Linked DNA regions of Homo sapiens: region 2 is linked to region 1. A link is a loop called in an ENCODE intact Hi-C map of the cell type or tissue named here. Cell type or tissue: PC-3. All regions are shown on one strand. Each heading gives the region's core, and the rest is flanking DNA. Links, peaks and the distances in the headings are about the cores only. Region 1 overlaps PTPN13 (protein tyrosine phosphatase non-receptor type 13). Region 2 has its middle 34 kb from the start of MIR4452.

Region 1 (5,000 bases), core at 1-5,000:
CATGGCCTATTAGGAAGCAGGCTGCACAGCAGGAAGTGAGCAGTAGGCAAGTGAACGTTACCACCTGAGCTCTGCCTCCTGTCAGATCAATGTTGGCATTAGATTCTCATAGGAATGCGAATCCTATTATGAACTGCACATGTGAGGGACTGAGGCTGCATGCTTCTTATGAGAATCTAATGCCTGATGATCTGAGTGGAACAGTTTCTTGCTAAAACCATTCCCCCACCACCCCATCCTTGGAAAAACTGTCTTCCATGAAACCAGTCCCTGGTGCCAAAAAGGATGAGGATTGCTGTTACAGATTGTTCTGTACATGTTAATCAGGGTCAACTTTCCAGTTATTTCTATATCTTCCTCAGGCACGGTGTTTTATACAAAGCAGGTATTTAATAAGTATTTGTAAACATGTGCTTCTAATGGTTAATTTTTTTCATATATTTCTCAGATCCATAAATCTTTATAAAACTATTTTGGATTCTTAAATAAAATAACTGAACTTCTTGGAATACACGGTCATTTAAAACTCAATAGATTTTTCAGAGGGTTGAAACATGGTAGCCCATTGTCTTTATTTGACCTATCCCCACCCAAATAAAAAAACAAACAAAAAAATTTAACAGTTACCTTTTCAACATCTGAGAGAGAAGTTAGTGACTGATTTTGAAGAACCTCTGGTGCAGTGAATGCTCGAAGATCCTGATTGGAAATATTTTCATCTGTAAATGACACACTACCAGATGGCAGCAACAGCAGAGACCATGGAGAAATGATGAAGCCAAGGGCAGCAGGATCAGCTAGGCTTACTGGTTTGTAATTGCACCAAAATAAAAAATAAAAAAAAAGAAGAAAATTGCTTAAAATTATAATCACAGGAAACAGCAATCACTTCAATGGATAATGCAGCCTATTTGTATAGATGTTAATAAGTAGTTAACATATACCAAATCAACATGCTACAAAAAGATTGGGTTTCATACAAATACAACAGGTAGCATTATTAACAACAATGCCTTGATTTGGCTTAATCTTTCAAAATCTGGATGGTAGATCCTAGAAACTAGAAATAGAGCCCTTTCATTGTTCTTAAGAATTAAACTTGGTTCAAATGTTTTATCAACGTGACATATAGATATGGATAAGGATTAGTAGCTCTTTAATGTTTTTTGAATTATGCATTCCTTTAAGAAATTGGTGAAAGGTGTGGTTTCTCTCTCAAGGACATTGCCCATAAATATAAAGCTCTGTATAAATTCTGAAGTTTTATGGATCTACTTATAACCCATTTATAGATCCCAAGTTAAGATTCCGATTTAGACTATAGTGTTCTGAAATGGATAGAAATCAATTCCTTTGAAAATTCCTGTTAGGCATTCACAAGGTTTCTAACTACAATGAAATGTCTTGAGTCGAAGTATATATTTTGCTTGAATTTAGATTTTATCTTATTTACATTTGTTCATTATTTCACTAGCATTTCAGGCAGCTTGTTTTGTACTACCAAATGTGATCAATGAGGTCCCTTAACTTTTTGTTTTAATGCTTGGCTGTATAGATGCCTAAGAGCTCATACCTAAGAGTATTAACACAAATACATTCCCTAGACACCAGTAGGCCTCCACCTAGAAGTAAAGCTGTACATTAGGCTCAACAAAACAGACTGATTAGAATAAACTTTATTTTGTCCCTCATATAAAAAGTAAGTTAATACAGGTTTTAAGAAAACTGCTAGGTGAACTTGGTTATAGACTCAAGATAATAGCTATAGAAAAATCACAAAAGGCCTATGACTGAAATTCCATTATTCAATCTGAATAAATTATACTGATATCACTCTGTCAAATGATAAGACATTGACAGAAGTTCATGGAAAAGTTTATCATACAGTATCTATACTTTCCTGAAAACAACCAGAACTGAATTTTTTTTAAATCAGGACTGAATCATTCTGACTTTTTAACTTCTACCTATCATCTACATGATCAGAATATGACTTATGATTAAAAAGTAAACTACTAAAAGTCATTCCTCCTTTGAAGGTCAAAAACCTGCATGTTTATGAATCTGAGACATGTCTTTAATAATGGTGTCAAAGAAGAAAAATGTGTTTGAATGCAACTTTTAATCAGTCAGCACATCTTAGGTTGCACTGAAGTGGTGTTATAGACCAATGGTCCTCAAAGCCTTAACCAATCATACATCAGACTTCTGAAACTTGGCTCACAATTGTTATTGCCAAATACATTTCAATGAATCATTTCAATGAATCATCACAGCTCATAATCTTAGGTATATGTTGTCGTATTTTACAGTCACTATACAAGTTTTCTGTTAAAAGCCGCCTCTTAGTTATTTCATACACAGACAACACACAATCTAGCTGGAAAAGAACTGACAAAGCAAAACAATATTTCCCTTGCAAAAAGATACCATTCAAAACCATGAGATTTCATGTCACAGATATCACAAAACAATCTAAAATCAATTTCTGTCAAATTATCAACTAAGGGGAACAAACACTAGGAGACCAATTAGGAAGACAACGCACTAATAATCTGGTGTGAGATGATGATGGCCAATAAGCACAGTGGTGGCAATAGAGGTGGTGAGAACCTGCTGGTAACTGAAGATATTTCAGAGGTAGTGACAACAGAATTTCCTGACAGACTGGATGTGGAGTGACAGAAAAAGAGGACTCTGGATGACATCAAAGTTTTGATCTGAGTAATTAAAAGGACAGAGTGCCATCAACAGAGATTGTCTAAAATAGTGCAGGCTGCTGAGGTGGGGGTTAGGAGGTGGTGGCAGGAATTAGAACTTTGGAACCTATTACATTTAAGATATCTGTTATACATTTGAATGGGGATGTCAATTAGGCAATTTGATCTGAAATGTGGGATAAAGATCACAACTGCAGATATATTTTGGGAGTTGCTGGCCTACTAGATGGTATTTAAAGCCATGTGACTTGATGAGGTCACCAAAAAAAAAAAAAAAAAGAATTAAGATAGAAAAGAAATGAAGACCAAGGACTGAGCCCTAGGGTACTCAAACACAAAGACTGCGCCTTCTCGGTTTTTTATTTTTTTCCAGATTCTTCCTCTTCTCTTGGGGACTGATGCATGTATGGTGCTGTAACATCCCTCTAACACTTCTTTCGCTCACTACTGCCAATCTCCATCCCACTATTTTAATTAATTCTACTTACTAGACTTTCTGTCCAGTTCTCCAGTACCTAAGTCCCGAATCTAAGTTAGGAAGCTGGGATTCTAACTGTCATGGCTAATTCCAGATTGTCTTTCTTTTGGAGGCAAAATTATGATTTTGAGTGTAACTGTTACCATTTCAAATTTATAAATGATTGCGGATCACAGCTAACACAGAGGCCTGAATGCCACCTAGAAGCCTAAATGCTATGCCCTGTCCCTGTCCTGTCACTGTGGATTCTGGTATCCACCCAGACCAGAAAAGGCTTGCTACATTCTTCCTTTTCATCCCTGGATACAGACTGACCCTCTCCCCTCCTCAGCATGGTAGCACCAATCAGAACTGCTGAAGGTGAAAGCAATTCATAATTCCTTATCACTCTAAAATGTAGAGATTTATTCACTTACCAGGACAACCAAGGTCAGTAAACTGATAATTACTCTGTTAAGAACTATATGTATCTCTCCTTTTTTATTAAGTTGTATTTTGTTTTTAATGGACATATAATCATACTTATTTATAGCGTACAGTGTAATGTTTTGGTACATATGTACAATGTGTAATGATGAAACTATATATTTCAACTTTTATACAATATGTTGTTTGCTTTTATTGAACATTTAAAGTATATCTTTATTTTAAGCACTATATATATATATATATATATATATATATATACATCTTCTTCCCAACATTACAGGTCATTTGCTAATAGAGTCTAAAGTATTATTGGGGAGATAATACATACATAAATACAAGATAGAAAGTATTAGGTATCTAAGAAAAAAAAGAGTTTGGAGGATAGCCAAATTACTTCAACTACAATAAAGAATTAATTTCTTATTTTATATGTGGCCCTTTAATAGGTAAGACTTGACCATGGCTAAGGTTAGGATTCAAAAAAGAAGAAACGGCCAAAGCAAAGGCATGTGGGTCAGGAAGTTACTAAGTTTGTACAAGGAACAGCAAGAATTTTGGGCAGAGAAATGGTGAAGAGCAGTGAGAAACAGAATTACCAAGGAGGATCATACTTTTGCTTGTTAAAAAAATACAGACAGGCTGGGCGCAGTGGCTCATGCCTGTAATCCCAGCACTTTGGGAGGCTGAGGTGGGCAGATCACCTGAGGTCAGGGGTTCAAGACCAGCCTGGCCAACATAGAGAAACCCCGTCTCTACTAAAAAAAAAAAAAAAAAAAAAAAATTAGCTGGGCGTGGTGGTGGGTACCTGTAATCCCAGGTACTCGGGAGGCTGAGGCAGGAGAATCACTTGAACCTGGGAGGCAGAGGTTGCAGTAAGCCAAGATCACACCACTGCACTCCAGCCTGGGTGACAGAGTGAGACTCTGTCTCAAGAAAAAAAGAAAAGAAAGAAAACAAAAATGAGAAATTACACAAATATTTTCAAATGTGATTTTTTAAATGGCTTGTAATAAAGTTAAAGAAACCGTGACAACAAACTACATTGCTGTCAAATTCCGTAAACACACACATGACATTTACGTACTGGATTCTTGAGAAAACATAGTCAAACCACAGAAAATATTTTAAAATAATTTTAAAGGGTTATGCAAACCTGCAAGTGAGGGAATTTAGAGTTGTGGCTAGAATCAGTCTTTAATTCACTCATCTTGTCTAACTAAAAGGAAGAAATTTAAAGCAAATGTATTTAAAATCCTTCAAAAAAATGCTAACAAAAGAATATTTAAAAATGAGATTCTAGAAGCTTATAATTCCGTGTACTGTGTTTTAATTGTGTGTTGACTGCATTCAAGAATGCTATTATGAAAGAGTAA
Region 2 (18,054 bases), core at 6,386-11,385, 160 kb after region 1:
AAAGATAATACACCATGTTCAAGTGGGTTTCATACCGGGTATTCAGGTATTCAAGTCAATAAATATGATACACCACATAAATAGAAGTAAAAACAAAAATATGATTATCTTAATAGATGCAGAAAAAGCATTTGACAAAATCCAGCATCCCTTTATGATTAAAACTCTCAGCAAAATCAGCAAAGAAGGGACATACCTTAAGGTAATAAAAGCCATCTATGACATACTCACAGACAACTTTATAACAAATGGGGAAAAGTTGACAGTATTTCCCCTGAGAACTGGAACAAAACATGGATGCTCACTTTCACCACTTCTATTTAGCATAGTACTGGAAGTCCTAGCCAGAGCAATCAGACAAAAGAAAGAAATAAAAGCATCCTAACTGGTAAAGAGAAAGTCAAACTGTCACTGTTTGCCAGTGATATGATTGCATAGCTAGAAAACCCTAAAGACCCATCCAAAAAGCTCCTGGATCTGGTAAATGAATTCAGTAAAATTTCAGGATAAAAATATCATGTACACAAATCAGTAGTACTGCTATACACCAACAGTGACCAATCTGAAAAATCAAGAATGCAACCCCTTTTACAGTAGCTGCAAACAAACAAACAAACAAAAAACAAACAAACAACAACAACAAAAAAACCCTTAGGAATATACCTAACAAAAGAGGTGAAAGATCTTTACGAAGAAAACCATAAAACACTGCTGAAAGAATTCACAGACGACACAAACAAATGGAAACACATTCCATGCTCACTGACGGGTAGAATCAATATTGTGAAAATGACCATACTGCCAAAAGCAATGTATAAATTCAATGCAATTGCCATCAAATACCATCATCATTCTTTAAAGAACCAGAAAAAAATAATCCTAAAATTCATATGGAACCAAAAAAGAGCCCACATATCCAAAGCAAGACTAAATAAAAAGAACAAATCTGGAGACATCACATTACCCGACTTCAAACTATGCTACAAGTTTATAGTCACCAAAATAGCATGGTACTGTTATAAAAACAGGCATGTAGACCAATGGAACAGAATAGAGAACCCAGAAATAAAGCCAAATACTTGCAGCCAACTGATCTTTGGCAAAGTAAACAAAAACATAAAATGGGCAGAGGACACATTATTCAAGAAACAGTGCTGGGATAATTGGCAAGCCACATGTAGAAGAATGAAACTGGATCCTCATCTCTCACCTTATACAAAAATAAACTTAAGATGGATCAAAAACTTAAATCTAAGACCTGAAACCATAAAAATTCTAGAAGACAACATTGGAAAAATTCTTCTAGACATTGGCTTAGGCAAAGAGTTCATGACCAAGAACCCAAAAGCAAATGCAAAACAAAAACAAAAACAAAACAAAAAAAAAACAACAACAAAAAACAAAACCCAAAGATAAATAGATGTGTCTTAATTAAACTAAAAAGCTTCTGCACAACAAAAGAAATATTCAGCAGAGTAAACAGACAACCCGCAGAGTAGGAGAAAATATTTGCAAACTATGCATCCGACAAAGGACTAATACCCAGAATCTACAAGGAACTCAAACAAATCAGCAAGAAAAAAAACAAATAATCCCATCAAAAAGTGGGCAAAGAACATGAATAGACAATTCTCAAAAGAAGATATTCAAATGTCCAACAAACATATGAAAAAATGCTCAATATCACTAATAATCAGGGAAATGCAAATCAAAACCACAGTGTGATACCACTTTATTCCCACAAGAATGGCCATAATTAAAAAATCAAAAAATAATAGATATTGGCATGGATATGGTGAAAAGGGAACAGTTTTACACTGATGGTGGGAATGTAAACTAGTACAACCACTATAAAAAACAGTGTGGAGATTACTTAAGGAACTAAAAGTAGAACTACAATTTGATCCAGCAATCTCACTACTGGGTATCTAACCAGAGGAAAACAAGTCACTATATGAAAAAGTCACTTGCACACGCATGTTTATAACAGCACAATTCACAATGCAAAATTATGGAAGCAGCCTAAATGCCTATCAACCAAAGAGTGGATACAGAAACTGTGGAATACTACTCAGCTATTTTACAAAGGAATGAAATAATGCTATTTGCAGCAACATGGTTGGAATTGGAGACCATTATTATAAGTGAAGTAACTCAAGAATGGAAACCCAAACAACGAATGTTCTCACTTATAAGTGAGAAATAAGCTATGAGGATGCAATGGCATAAGTATGATATAATGAACTCTGGGGGCCCTAGGAAAAGTGTGTGAGGTGGGGGTGAGGAATAAAAGACTACACATTGGGCACAGTGTACACTGCTCAGGTGATGGGTGCACCAAAATCTCAGAAATCACACCTAAAGAACTTATCCAAGTAACCAAGCACTACCTGTTCCCCCAAAACTATTGAAATAATAATCACTTTCAAAAATAGAAGTAAACCCCACACACATTGATTATTTTACACTTAGTATGAATTACACAAATAATACATGAACAATGCTTCTTTCCCCAGATTGAAACTTCACAGAAATGATGAAACTTTTCTTTGACTAGCACCACAGCCATAATCTCTTACTTCCTCCTAGCAGTAATCATAGTTGTAGGTTTGTGGATGCTTCTGAATATTATTTAAGCTGTAATATACATGTAAATGTACACATAGAAAATTGATTGTTACTTCTTGTAAACTTGAGTAGAGGTGTATTATGTATGAGAGTGTTTTAAGTACACTATTGTCTACTTAAAAAACCAATAGAGGGGACTCTCTAAAAGAAAACATTTATTTAGGAATGGGGCTTTGCAATGGAAATATACATACCATAGTAAACTATGTATATATTCAGAGAGGTAAAGGAAGACAAAGATTTTTAAAGGAAAAATGACAATTGTATAATTGTTTTGTGATAATTAGTTTTGGCTACAAGGATCAATACAAAGGGTGGTGCCAATCTGAGGTTGGAAGGGCAGTTGCTGGGCAGATGTTCTTACAAAAGTATTTTTTGTGTGTAGGGTTGTGATAACCTTTCTGCAAATTTGTGGGTTTTTTTCAGAGCCTTTTGTGATAGTTCTTGTTATGAGGGCTTAGTGCGTGAGAATTCTGTCTTCATGGCTTTCCCCAAGTCTATTTTTTTAGTTTTTAACACTAGTGACTCCATTTTGATTCTGACAACTTTCACATTTCCCCCTTTGGATCAGGATCTTTCTCCAAAGCGTCACTGATGAATCATCCTGTAGTTAGGGTTTGATTGTCCTTCAGTCCTGGGATAGACCAGTCCTGGTTTGGTCTGGTCTTCCCATGTTTGAGGGAAGTGGTTGGCAAGTAGGAGTCAGTATCAGAACATTTTTAGCCACATTTGAGCAACAAGGGAGCTTAGGAGGGAGTGGCTTTCAGGCTAAGGCTACCTGGAATCCATTGTTAAGTTAATTTTGTCAGTTCCATAGGTCTTTGTTATCATCTCAAAGTGCGTGGCCAGTATTATTCTATCAGGAGTCATACTTCTCCAAAAACTTAACAAGCAATAGGTATAAGGTTTTAAAAAGGGAAAATGCAAAGTAAATTAATAAGCTTAGTTTGTATAAAAGTTTTGAGTCATGGACTAGGCTTAAAGGCTACTACTTGAATAAATCAAGTAGTAGGATTGTGGGAAATCCTACTGTGGGAAATTAAGTAAGACTTGTAACCATGTGGCCTGTTTTCTCCTTTTGTGTTTATGGATCTCAACTTTCCCAGAGGAATATACCCAGGTACAGCATGTAGTATTAGCAATAGCTACAGACATCTCCTTATTAGCCAATAGTTAATATTGAGCAATTTTGTCATCTAATATCTTATGACTGGATTTAATGAAAGCAGAGAGTGATCAATCATTGTACTGGGGATGATGCCAAAGTCATCTACTAGGTGGACTAAAGGATCTCCTTGCTTGGGTGTGGTGGTTCATGCCTATATTCCTAACTCTTTGGGATCCCAAGGCAGGAGGATCACTTGAGGTCAGGAGTTCAAGACCAGCCTGGGCAATATAGTGAGATCCTGTCTCTACAAAAAGTAAAAAAATAAATTGAGCATAGTGGTATGTGCCTGTAGTTCTAGCTACTTGGGAGGCTGAGATGGGAGGACTGCTTAAGCACAGGAATTTGAGGCTGAAGGGAGCTATGATTGCATCACAGATTAGGACCCATCTCTAAAAAAAAAGAAAAGAAAAGAAAAAAAGGATGTTCTAGGATAGGTTCTGTCAAGTTACCAGCAGAAGGTTCTGATTGTTAACTTTTAATGTCACCATTATCTTGCCAAGTGAAAAAGGTGGGCATTAAGAGAGGTAAGAGTCTCATTATGATATGGAGGGTTGTTCTGAGGTCTTGGGAAAAGCTGTCTGAGGAATGAAGACATTAACTTCTTATCCTGGTTTGCAGTTTCAATGTCCCTGGCTATGGCATCAGGTGGTTTGTTTAACTTTCTGTGTGACACATCCATCAGTCATGAAACTTATCCCTTAAAATTCATCTAGTTTTAGTTTTCAGGGCTTCAGAACAAAAGAGGTCTCATTTTTAGTAATTCCATGGGAGAAAGTTGAATTGGAGGACTCTAGAAGAATTCAGGATATAGTCTAGTCTGTAGGTAGATAGCAAGGACTCAAAAACAATGCACAAGGCTACAGTCTAATAACACATATATTATAGCTTTTCTTTAGAAACATAAGTTTTTATCTCTATATTGATCACATGAAAATCTCAGATTTAAAACCTTTTGAGGCTAGGAAGTCAAACCAAGGTAGATTTTAGGTTTTACCTACCATCTTAAGGTTTTTGGGGCCTGCCAGGAAGTGACAATATTTACTCACTCACTATAAGGCTGGAAACCCTTGAAACCAGGCATTCTATGCACGTTCTCAAATATGATATTCCAGTCAATGCCTTGGTAATATAGCCAATGCTTCCAATTGTATTCTGTTATAAAGAGAAAGTAGATTTTTACTGAACTTATCCAAATAACCATACAGCCATAAGAATACTCATGAAGAGTTTCCAAATTTTGGAGGGATCAAGTAAGAAGAAAAAGTAAATATTTCCACCTTTGTTCTCAAAAGTATGCTTTACCGTATTGCTTTAAACTATAGATAGCTTAAGAAAAAAGTTACCTTAAATTTGGAAAACAAAACACTTAGGAGTCAAAAATCTTTCAAATTAAAGTCATAAAAACATTATCTTCAGCAGTTACTTAATGTCATGTAATTTTTGTTCTGCTTGATCTTGATGAGTAGTTTCATGAATTCAGCAGTTTCTTCATTAGAATTCTAAAAAAATTAATTAATCAACTTTAGTTATTAAAATCTGTATTTTAATTCTTCTTCTTTTTCCTTCCTCCTCATTCTTCTCCTTTCTTCCTTCTTTCCTTCCTTGTTCCCTCCCTCCTTTCCTTCATTCCTGCTCCTTCCTTCCTTCTTTCCTTCCTTCCTTGTTTCCTTCCTTCCTTCCTTTTCTTCTTCTCCTTCTCCTTCTTTCTCTTCCTCTCTCCCCTCCCCCTTTCCCTCTCGCTCCCCCTCCTGCTCCCGCTCCTCCTCCTCCTCCTCCTTCTTCTTCTTCCTGTTCTTCTTCTTCTTCCTCTTCCTCCTCCTCCTCCTTCTGTATTCTTCTTCCTTCTTCTTTCCTCTTCCTCCTTCTGTATTCTTCTTCCTTCTTCTTTCCTCCTTGTTTTTTCTTTTTTGAAGACAAGATCTGGTTCTATCGCCCAGGCTGGAGAGCAGAGTGGTGCGATCATGGCTCACTGCAACCTCACCTCCTGTGCTCAAGCCATCCTCCCACCTCTGCCTCCTGAGTAGCTGGGATTACAGGAATGTGCCACCACACCCAGCTGATTTTTTATTTTATTTTATTTTTAGTAGAGACAAGGTCTCCCTACATTGCACAGGCTGGTCTCGAACTCCTGAGCTCATGCAATCCACTCACCTTGGCCTCCCAAAATGTCTCCTTACATTGCCCAGGCTGGTCTCGAACTCCTGAGCTCATGTAATCCACTCACCTTGGCCTCCCAAAATGTTGGGATTACAGGCATGAGCCACCACACCCAGCCGAAACCTGTTTTTAAAATAAAAAAAAATTGATGTATAATAGTTGTCACATTTTTGGGGTACATGTGGTATTTTGATACCTGTATACAATGTGTAATGATCAAATCAGGGTACCTGGGATATCCATCACCTCAAACATTCATCTTTTGTTTGTGTTGGAAATAGTACAAATTTTCTTTTCTAGCTATTTTGAAATACAGAATAAATTATTGTTAACTATAATTTCCCTTCTGTACTACTGAATACTAGAACTTATTCCTTCTATCTAACTGTATTTTGTACCCTTAACCAACCTCTCTTCATGCCTCCCTCCCCACTTTTCTTCCTAGCCTCTGGTAACCATTTTACTCTCTACCTCCATGAGAGCCAATTTTTTTGCTTTCGTATATGAATGAGAACGTGCTATATTTGTTTTTCTGTGCCTGGCTTATTTCACTTAGCATAATGACCTGCAGTTCCACCTATGTTGCTGCAAATTACAGGATTTTACTCTTTATTAATGGCTGAATTAGATTCCATTGAGTATATCTATATACATGACATTTTCTTTCATTCATGTATATCTGTATACATGTATATAGATATATTCATGTATATTTATATACATGCATATAGATATATTCATGTGTATTTATATACATGCATATAGATATATTCATGTGTATTTATATACATGTATATAGATATATTCATGTGTATTTATATACATGACATTTTCATTCATCTATTGATTGACAATTTGAAAAAATTTCTGTTTTTATTTTATCAACAAATTCAAGGCCAGTTTATTGGGCCAGGGGTGGTGGCTCATCCCTATAATTTCAGCATTTTGGGAGGCTGAGGTGGGATAATCGCTTGAGGCCAGGAGTTTCAGACCAGCCTGAGCAACATGGTAAAACTCTGCCTCTACAAAAAATACAAAAATTAGCCAGGCATGGGGGTACATACCTGTAGTCCCAGCTACTTGGGAGGCCGAGGTGGGAGGATTGATTGAGCACAGGTGTTTGAGGCTACAATGAGCACCACTGCACTCCAGCCTAGGAACAAAGCAAGACCCCACCTCAAAACAAACCACCCCCTACCAATAAAACACCAACAGCTTATTTATCAAAGATTTACTTAAGTTGTATGAACTAAAAGGCATTTGGATTAATTACTATATATTTTATGATTGCTTATTTATCTGAGCTAATCCGAATAGGATTTCTTAAGGAATTTCTAGCCAAGTACACCAGATTTTACAATTTAGACACAGCATACAACACATGTCAACACACATAAACACATATACATGCACACAATAAAGATCTTATAGCTTTAATTTTAGAATTTCAGTCACTAGATAGTAAAGCATAGTAATACAAACTCACAAGTTTATAAAAAAATAGTTGGACCCAAATTGTATTTTTGACAAAATGGGACCTGTTCAGGTGGATAAGTGTTATTTTCCCTAATAGATAATCTAAGAAAAGCTGTGGACCAAAATTTTTAGGTAAAGCATCTTGGTTTTAAATAAATCTCACATCTTTTTTTCCAGTTTTAAATGAGTTTAGGGTTAAATTTTCAATTGTTTACATTTTAGCTGGGACTGGCTAAATTCTGTAAGAAAGTCAAAATCTCCAAGTTGCCTTAAATTTTTTAGTAACAAATCTTTCTTTTGTTTGCTGATCTGGTTTTCTTGACTAGACAATGCGGACAGGGAAGCATTTTGGCAGGTTTTTTTTTGTTTGTTTTTTTTTTTTGGTCAGCGTTTCTGGCCCCCGTGTAACAGACAGACAAAGCAATTTTTATGCCAGAGATACCTTGTATTATTGCGCTAAGTTCAAGATTTTGACCTATTTGATCTGAGACCTTAATTTGTATAAACACATATCTCTTTATGTCCGTATAGAATATCAATCCTTCAATTAACTGTTTCATCACCCTAAGCAATTAATAGTTAGGGAAACCTCAATTTACATTTCCAAAAGGTGTCTAGGTTGTTGGCTGCCATGAAGCGGTTGTAATTTGTAAAGCCATTAATTTGAAAGCCCTTTAAGATTTTTATCCTTATCCTGGTTAAAATGCTCTAAAAAAAGATCTAAGCAGCTTTTGAAATTAGCAACAGTGTGTTATCTTAACACAAATGAAAAAGTTAACAGATTTAGAGTATCCAGAAAAAAAAAGATAACTAAAAAGACTCTACATGTTAACTCTATAGTTGATTGCAGTTTCTAATTGAATTCTAAGAAAAAAACAAGGTTGGGGACTTCAAATGATATTCATGATGGCCATTAATTTAAAAACATGCACGAGGAAAAGCCATGTAGCCAGCTGGAGTCCCAGAAAGCTTGACATGCCTGAATGTTTGAGAATCCCATTCTGTTTCTGACTAATTTCTCCAGAGCAAAGAAAATTCTATAAATCCTGTCAGGAAGTTTACACTGGTGGTTTAGATCATGGTGACCATCCCAGTGGCTTTTAATTGGCCATATCATGCCTACTATTTAGAATGTTTATTTTTGCTCTTGGAAGATGTTCAGAAACAAGTAAGGGAAAAAGAGCCAAATCATTTACAGACACACATAACCTAACCAAAATGAAACCAAAATCAGAGTGCTCACAGAATTTTTAACCCAGCCATGCAGATCAAACAAAATATTAAGCCGGATGCACCAAATCAAAAGTGAATTCACCAGAAAAGAATGCCTCACAGACAGAATGTAAACTCCGTAGAAACCAGATAACTCAAACCAGAAGGACACTTGTCTTTTACCAGAAAGGGCTCGCCAGAAATAACTTTTATAGTCCCAGGAGGGATGCAAGGTCCTTTATTTAAGGTGGCCTTATAACCAAATCAGATCCCAAATAAAGTAAAAAAGAACTCACCAAAGGGAGGGAGTCCAAGAGTCCTAGAGAAGATTCACTATGGAAGAAAAGGCAACATTGAAGTCAGTACTGCACTCAATTCCACAGGCCACCAATCCATCAAAGGTGAGCTAACTTTGGCCTCACTGCTGACACCATTAATGCGAAACTAAATAACAGAGAGGAAGATTCTCTAAAAGAAAATGATATTTTTTTGCGAATAGGAATACAATGGGAATACACATGCCATAGTAAACTATGTGTGTGTTCAGGAGGGTAAAAGAAGACAATGTTTTCTTTTTAAATGAGAAGAATTACATAATTGGTTTGAGATAATTATTTTTGGTTACAGAGATCAATACCAAGGGTGATGACAGTCCAAGGCTGACAGACAATTGCTGGGTAGATGTCTACAGGAGTATTTTTTTTTTCTTTTTGGTATACAGTTGCAATGGCCTTTGTGCAAGTTTGTAGTTTTTTCAGAGTCTTTGGTGATAGTTCTTGTTATCAGGCATTGGTGCATGAGAACCCTCTCTTCATGGCCTTCTGAGGCTCTGTCTTTTAGGATTTTTAACACAAGTGGCTCCATTTTGATTCTGACAACTTTCACAGTATAATTCTATACCACTGTATGCCATTGCTCTTTACCCTTAGCAATATATCTTGGGAATTTACACATGATTTTATATATATATATATATATATATATATATATATATATATATATATATATATATATATCTCCAGTTTATTCTTTTTAATAGTAACATGGTATTACATAATATTTAGTCTGTCTCCTTTGTAGGCTTGTTTGCAGAATTGTAGGCAATGCTTCAATAAACATTATTGTGCACATGGGTATTTCTCTAGGCGAGATACTGAGAAGTGGAATCACTAGGCCAAAAGGTAAGCTTAGTTTTGTTTTTGGTGGATAATGATTATTGCCCTTCAAAGTGGCAGTCGCAATGAAAGGGGTTTTTTCTCCGCACTACTCTGTCTACACATCTGCTGACACTTGATATAGCCAAATTGTATTTGGTCAATCTAATAGCTTAGAACTGGTATTTTATTATTGTTTTTACTTTTATTTCCCTGGTCATTTATTCTTTTATGTTTAATGACTATTTCATCTATTGTTCTGGGGCTTGCCTCTTATTCTTTACATTTTCATATCTTTTAATCTATTTTTATTGGGTTGTTCTTATGTTGGATATGTAGTAATTCTTTTTTATATTCAGTATGATAATTTGTTATACATGTGTAAAATTTTTTCTGGATTATTGCATCTTCTAAAAACTTTGCCTGGAATATTGTTTATCATATATGTTTTATTTTTAACTAATACATCAATTAGATAAATTTCTGATACATATTCCTTATAGCCTCAAGCATATATATACTCATATTTTTATGTATATTGTATTAGTGTGGGCAGAGCCTTACCCAAATCCCCTTGAGGCTTACCACTTAGCACAGCTGCCTTAACTGTATCTGTGTGTCTTTCCCTGACAGCTTTCTCCTCTGCTGGAGAAGAGGAATTTCTGCTCCTCAGTCTGGGAGCAGTTCTGACCTTGATTGTTGTGGTTGGTTTTTAATTCTCTGCTCCTCTTGACCTTTGAGTCGACACTGGCTCCTGGAGTTTCCAGCTAGATTAGGCTCCAGTAGTGGTAATTTACTTAATAATACACACTTTGTGTGCTGCCTTCCCTTCCTTGACTCCCTTCCTCCCCTTCCTATCAGTGATTCCTGTGGCCCCCTTTCAAATAAACTATTTGTAGTTGGATCTTTGAGTCATGGTCTTCTTCTGGGGGAACACAAACTAAGTGCTATCTTTTAGTCAGCACTTACTCTGTGCCAGGCAGCAGCTAAGAGTCTGTTTTTATGCAGTGTGTAATCACATTATCTCCATTTTGTAAATGAAGAAACCACAGTTGAAGTTAAATAAGCTACTTGGGGATGTTCATCAAGTAAGTGACAAAAATACAATTTGAACCAAGACCCTCTGACTTTCAAAACCCATATTTTTGACCATTAGATTCAGAAACAACTGCCTTTCTAGCATATCCCTCACTCATTTTCTCATGAAAATTCTTCTCCTTAATGGTCCTATTCAGAGGACAGTTCCTCAATAAAAGATTCCTTGGTATTATGTTCAGAATTAATTTTTCCCTTCCTGGATTTTCATATGACCGACTGCCTTTCTTTTGGAATGTAATACGCTGTCTTTTGTTTATAGGTGTGAATATCTCATTTTCTGTGCTGTATAGAATAGTTCTTGGGTGCCTAACACATACCAGGTGCTTTAAAAATGTTTTCTTTAAGGAATTATTATGAATTCCTTTAGGGCAAGGAGTATGTCTCTATATTGCCTAGCTCATGTTTTACATTAAGGAGTTCAATGAGAGCTCATTGGATTGAAGTTCAGGAACAAGATCATCTGCTAGAGGACAGAGCATATACACTTTAGAAAGGACAGAATTGGGGAAGTAATTTATAGATATTGACGCAATAAGTAGGCTAGTTCATGACCTAAAGAAATTTGAAAATGAGTACAATTTAAATTGGCCTATAGGTTTGTGAATCCAGCTAAAGGCTAATTCAGTGCCTTCATAGGATATCTTTCTTTATCTCTTCTGTTCCTAGTCTAGTACTAGGCATTATTGTATAATGGAAAGACACCTATAAAAGAAAAGAAATATCTGAGGCTCTCATGTCTTCGCAGGAGTTCACATTTAAGAGAATAAATGAAAAAAGGAAACTTTTTTTTTTAAAAACAGGGTCTCACTCTGTTGCCCAGGCTGAAGTGTGGTGGTGTGATCATAGCTCATTACAGCCTTGAACTAGGCTCAAACACCACCTCAGCCTCCTGATAAGCTGGGATTACAGATGCATGCCACCACAAATTTTTAGTAGAGATGAGGTCTCTCTATGTTGCCCAGGTTGGTCTTGAGCTCCTGGGCTCAAGCAATCCTCCTGCCTTGGCCTCCCAAAATGTTGAGATTATAGGTGTGAGCCACCTTGCCTGGCCCATTTTTAAAAAATAATTTAAACTTTTATTTTAGATTCAGGGGGTACATGGGCAGGTTATATGGGCATATTGCATGATGCTGAAAGGAAACTTAAAAATAAATTATCAAAGAGTAGAAAATTTGTTTGAAAAAATGTGTATTAAATTGCTGAAGCACTATAGAGGAATAATAAGAATGTGCTGTTGGCTAGCCAGGGAAAAGTTCCAGAAACAGGTGAAGGTTGAACCAAAACAATTATGTGATGGTTGCTATTTGGTAGAAAGCAGTGAGCAGAGCACTTTGACTAGTATGAAAAAATAGTGCAGGGTCTAGAATTAGTGTGTTGTATTTATGGAGGATGCAGAGTGGATGGGCTTTGCTGGTGGAAAGACTTTGCTGGATGTGCTTAATACCCCCAAAAGAGGGACTGTAGGCAAACTGGGAGGCAGGTGAAATTGGACTTGAGAGTTCTAGCACATGAATCTTGTAGCACTTCTTTTCCTCTTCTGGCTCTTCCTTTCCATTCCTCACCCCAGCCAGTCATCATGTGTCTTATTGCCAGCTCTTAGGCATATGCTCACTCAGGTGTAGATAATGATGATTTAGAATTTGAAACAGTAAATCAATTGGAGGATGGGGTGGAAAGTGGAGGGCAGGAAAAAGTTTTGCTAGTTAAGATACACATATTAGCAAAGGAACAGGTGTGAATGTTTATAGACAACTTGATGAAAAGGCAGTGGTTTCGTTTGGCTAGAGCAGTGAGCTTCCTAATGTTTTTGAGTAAGAACACCCCTTGTTAATAAGAAAAAATTGGTAGGTTCCTACATAATAGTAAACTGTACTGCTACTATCCTTTGGAAAAATACATGTTGGTAAGATTACTATAAATTAATACATTTTAAAGTAATAGTATAATATGGTAGTTAATTTAGTTTACAGACAATAATCGGAAGGATGTGGATTCACAGACCCCTTTACGTTACTTTACTACTTCCCAGATCTTTGGCCCACAGGTTGGATTTCACTGGGCTAGCATAGGATTTCTGTAGAGAGGTTCATTCTGTGAGACTCATTTATTCATTCACTCAAGAAATATTTATTGAATTAAGTGCAGTATGCTCTTTTAGGCTCTGGGAAAATAGTTGTAAAAGAAACTAAGACCCTCCCTCAGGGTGCTTATATTTTAGTGAGAAGAGACAGACAATAAAAAATATTACACAAATAACTATGATATTTCTAATGATGTTAAGTGTTACAGATAATAGGGATTATCTGGGTAGGCTGGGGGGAATGTTACTTTGATAGATTGGAGAGAGAACTCTCTACTATGGTGACATTTGTATAGACATTTGAATGAATTAGGGAGGGCCCTGTAGGTCTCAGGAAGAAGAGTGGAATGCGTACAAAGCCCAAGAGGTGGGAGCATGTTTGCTGTCCTTGGGTAAGAGCAAAAAGACTGGTGTGGCTAGAGTAGGATTAGGGAGATGAATAATTAATTGTGGTAGATGATGGGGTCTGGTAGTGCATAGCCAGCCATATTATATAGGATCTTGCAGGCCATTATAAGCACTTTGAATTTTACCCCAAATGAGATTTTTTAAAAAGCCATTGGAGGATTTAAATCAGAACAGTGACATAATCTGAAATGTTTTAAAATAATTACCATGGCTGTTTGTGAAATAGATTATTAGGTAAGCGTTGAAGCAAGGGACCAACTGTAGAAATCCAGGCTACAGATTAATTCTCAAATGCTTCTTATTGGTTGAATAAGATGAGGATGGAGAACTGACCCTTGGAATTGCAATGGAGAGGTTACTAAGGAGTGTGCACTCAATTTGTTAGGTAATAATGAGCCTTTGAAAGTTTTATAGGAAAGTGATACCATCAGTGTGGTACTTTATGAAAATTTATCAGTTGGTACCCACAGATGGGAAGAATTCGATTAGATGAAAAAGTCTGAGGATAGAGAGATATTTTAGGTACCCATTTCAACAATCTAATTGGAAAAGTATGGGAGCTGGAAGTAAAGTAGCAAAGGTGAGAATGGAACTGACATTTCAGAGTCTGAACTGGAAGAACTAGGCAACTGAAGGAATATAGAGCCAGAGACAAAAGAGTCTAAGTTAAAATTTTGAAATTGCATGATGAGAAAAATTGTGGTTGCATTAACAGAATTCAGAACATCAGGAACAGAATGAGTTTGTTTGGGAAAGATGATACCCTTAACTTTGGATGACATGGCTTTGAAATGCTAGACATCTAGGTTGACCTCATAACTCACCTTTAAATTATTATTCTTCCATCCTCTTTCAGCAGTCCCTCTTTTGAGATTCCAGAGGCATTGGAAACTGTAATCTTCTGAACTGAAGGATCCCACCCTTCTTCCTAGAATAAATCTTTGTTACTTGACTCTGTAGTCTATATTGATGATCCACACAGAATAAGCCTCACAAAAAAGTCTGTTATTTTTGTTTATGTGCTGAGTTTGAGGTGTTGGTGGTAAATTTTGGCAAAAATGTCTTTTAGAATGAAAATGTAAGTCCAGAATAAAGAAGAGAGATAAACGTTGACTGAAATGTGGGAGTCATTTTCTATCAAACTAAATAAGAACTCTAAAGGAAAGAATGTACCAAAGAGAATATTAATTATAGGTGCCAGAAGAATTCTCTGTAGTGGGAAAGTTAATTTGACATATGGAGGAGAGGCAATGTACATTTAAAAGCTATCAAGAATATGCCTCAAAAACTTTTTGTTTGGTCAATCACCTTGATGGGCCATATTACAGTGGAAAATAAAACTCAGAGCATGCTGAGGTATAGGAGTGATATAAAGAGAAACAAGAAGTTTTGTGAGTTTCAAAGGAATGGTCAAGAGAAATGTACTTCATATTATTAAGTCAATGCAAAGTAAAGCTAAGGAGAATTTAGCTTTACTTTGGAGAATTCAGTAGAAGCAAGAAATCCAAGCAAGAAATGACTCAGAATAATGTTAAGCTTCTTTAGAATTCATGAAGATACTTCAGGAGCGAGTTGGGGGATGCTGTTTTCCATTATATTCTGAATGGGTATTCTTCCCATTTTAATTTATAACACAAAAATATATGGCAATAGAATGGGGGTGGTTACTATTTTGGGGACATCCAAGTTGTAAATGTATGAGTCACAACACATTTAGAGGAGGAAAAAAAATGGAGATCAAAAAGTAGCCGTTAAAGAGGCAGAAGAAAATGGTTTCAGAATATTTCTAAAACTTGGATGACTTTATACTTGAACTGGTTAAAATGGCATGAAATCCATTTACCTTTAAAAGACCCTGCAGTGCTGCCATGCAGTGCCCTGCCATTTTGTTGTGGTTGTTGTTAAGGGATTAATTAATTTCCATAATAGTCTTTACTTTCAACTCAGGAGAATGTTAACTTTGTGCTTTTTTGGGACAATTATGGATGTGAGTCTCCTTAATCTTCCATGTAACCTACTAAACCACAAGTTCTCAAATTAACCAAATTGGAAGTTGGAGGAAAAATTCAACTATGCATTTTTTGAGTGAAGGATAGTCATCACTTCATTCTCTGACACAATGTAATGTTGAACCCAGTTGGTATGTCTTTCAAAACTGACATGGAGTCTGTTCTTTGACTGCACAGTAGTGTGTGTGTGTGTGTGTGTGTGCATGCACACACACATGCATACAAATGCATGTTTTCTGTTTTAAGACTATTACTTCTCTTTGAAACAGAATACCCTGGATAAGTTATAGATGGATATTATGGGTTTAACCCAACTAATTATAAAAAAGCGAACCCTCCTTACCAGCTGGGCTCTTCCTAGTTCCTAATTCTCATTCTGCTACACAGCAAGGAAACACTAGGATACAGAGCTGTTTTAACTTGAAAAAGAGCTCCATGTCACACAATAAAATGATATTTTAGTTTTACATTGTAGACTAGAATGTATAGTGTAAATGATTCCTTGGTTCAGAAAAAATATACAATATTAATATATGCTTATTAAATAAATACAGTTGTATACCACTTGGTTGAAAGCTGTTGAAGACTATATATAAAATAGCCTGCACCTGAACATAGGGCACAGAGAAACTCAAGAACTATTACCTGAACTAATTTTCAAGGTTTTCAATTTATTGTTTTTATCTCCTGTGGAATTCAGGTCATTATTGCTAATTTCAAATGAAAAAGAATCAATTAAAAGTTTTTTTTTTTTTTTTTTTTTTTTTTCAGATCGTAGAGAGTTTCACATCATTGCAAATGAAATCTTCATTCACATAAGAAAGTGTAAAGAGTTTCATATGTTTACCAAAGTATCATGTTTTTACCATTACCCTAACCTTCTAATCTGTTTATATTTTTAAATGTTAACAGATTTCAAATACTTATCAGAGAAAAAAATTGTCCTATTAAGGAGCTTCAGGTGTTTGCTTTGTAGATGTGGTATATAGATTTAAATTGTGCTGGAATTTATATTTTTTACCTAATGTGTATCCATAACTATTTTGGCTGTAGCAACATGGCTTTCATTTTGCATAGCTAATAAAAGTAGCTGATGAGTCAGTCTAATGATATTGCTTTATGCTTCCTTAGAGTCTTTCATCTGCAGCTCACTAAATGCTTTGTAAACATTAATTAAACATCACAACACACACTGGAGGAAAGGTTAGTATTATTATCCTTTTATGGGGAAACATATATAGAGGGCTTAGGTAAGGCAAATATTAAATATATAGAACTGAGTTCTACAGGATACAGGTGCCAATAATGCTTCTTCCTGAGCACAGAGAAAGGAGCATAGGTGTAATTACAACAAAACCCCCAAAGTTTATGGGGAACCTGAGTTTCAGGAAACTCAGAACACTTTGTGAAATAAATTTCAGAGATTGTGTATTAAACTGAAGTTTCTAGTTAGAAGAGTGTGTACCACACAGTACGCAAACTTATCTTTTTCCTGATGAAGTGGAAAATCAGGTCAGGATTACTGCAACGTGCTTGAACTTAATAACTGAAAATAGAATCATATGATCTGGGTATTCTAGCACAACCCGATTTCAAATAAGCTGATCTGCTTCTCCCATAAGTGGATTCAGACTATTCTTATTGTGTGACCTAATTTTTAGTTTTGAGGATCAAATCACCATAGCTATTATGGCCAGTTTTGAAGCTTTATTTCTATATCCTAAAATGAAGTGGGTATTGACCAATTATCAGACAATCTGGGTAATTCAGATGGCTGGCAAATCAGTTGTTCAATTGCTAGTAACACAGATAGGAATTCAGCAAGATGGAATTTTATATTTCTTTCATAAAAGGAAGGCTTAAGAGAGGCTTATATGGTAGCTCTAAAGTGGTATCAGTGACTCAGGCGCTTTTAGTTTTCTTCGCCATCCATAGCATGTGATTTCCATCCCCAAGGTTTTCACGTGGTCCAAGATGGTTGCTGGGATCCCAGACAGACATCATATATGTCTTCTAATCAGGGAGGAAGCAGAAAGGACAAAAAGACATACTTCAGCTGTTTGTCTTAAGGAGCTTTCTCTAAAGGCCCACTTACTGTTTACCAACCATCCCTATCTGCAGGAGAGATTGGCAAATGCAGTCCTTTAGCTGGATACATCACTACTTGGAATAAAATTAAAGTTCTTAAAGTTCTATCATTAAGGAAAAAGAAGAGAATAGATGTTGTGTAGGTGACTAGTTGTCTTAGCTATAGCAAGCAAGCAAAATCAACGATTAAAGCAAAAAACAAATCCTCTTTGGATAGTGCATTATATGGTTTGTCTTTTTGTCTAATTGATATTGACTGAACAATATACACATTTCCAGTGTGTTTCGTGACCTGGAGGCACTGCCTATGGGTGTGTATGTGTGGCCCTGGCAAGAAAATAACCGAACCAACAAGTGCATCAGCAGAATTGTCTGGAAATGTTCTTGCTGTGTTACTCCCCACCCTGTTTTTGGTCATGCACTGAAGTCAAGGTTCCTGGTGTGCTTGCAACTTAGCTGCTGGTAGTTAAAGTTAGGCAGGTCCAGGGCAGTGTAAATCTCCTCTGAACTGTTTGATTGTGATAATCTGGAATATAAAGCTACTTTTCCTTTTGTATAACTTTTTATCCTGTGCTC

The links. Hi-C counts contacts between places; a loop is a spot of excess contacts. Peaks named below come from ENCODE experiments on the same cell type or tissue, not always from the same donor. Only the 100,000 strongest peaks of a DNase experiment are listed, where the experiment ranks them.
Region 2: it touches region 1 in a loop (2.9-fold over the local background); 2 of 110 quality-filtered maps call a loop at or near these places.

What each region holds. Positions count from the first base shown.
Region 1 is chr4:86,668,171-86,673,170 of GRCh38, reverse strand. It overlaps PTPN13 (protein tyrosine phosphatase non-receptor type 13), which reads right to left. Exons shown (of 48, transcript NM_080683.3): 3 at 628-806. Among named protein-coding and RNA genes, the nearest start is that of PTPN13, 76 kb to the right of the region's middle. In PC-3, for the core only: no CTCF peak of the experiment used is centred there; a DNase peak (open chromatin) is centred at 2,210; H3K27ac peaks cover 1,380 bases.
Region 2 is chr4:86,499,219-86,517,272 of GRCh38, reverse strand. It overlaps a transcript of MAPK10 not described here. Among named protein-coding and RNA genes, the nearest start is that of MIR4452, 34 kb to the left of the region's middle. In PC-3, for the core only: no CTCF peak of the experiment used is centred there; a DNase peak (open chromatin) is centred at 8,582; H3K4me3 peaks cover 1,223 bases; H3K27ac peaks cover 1,679 bases.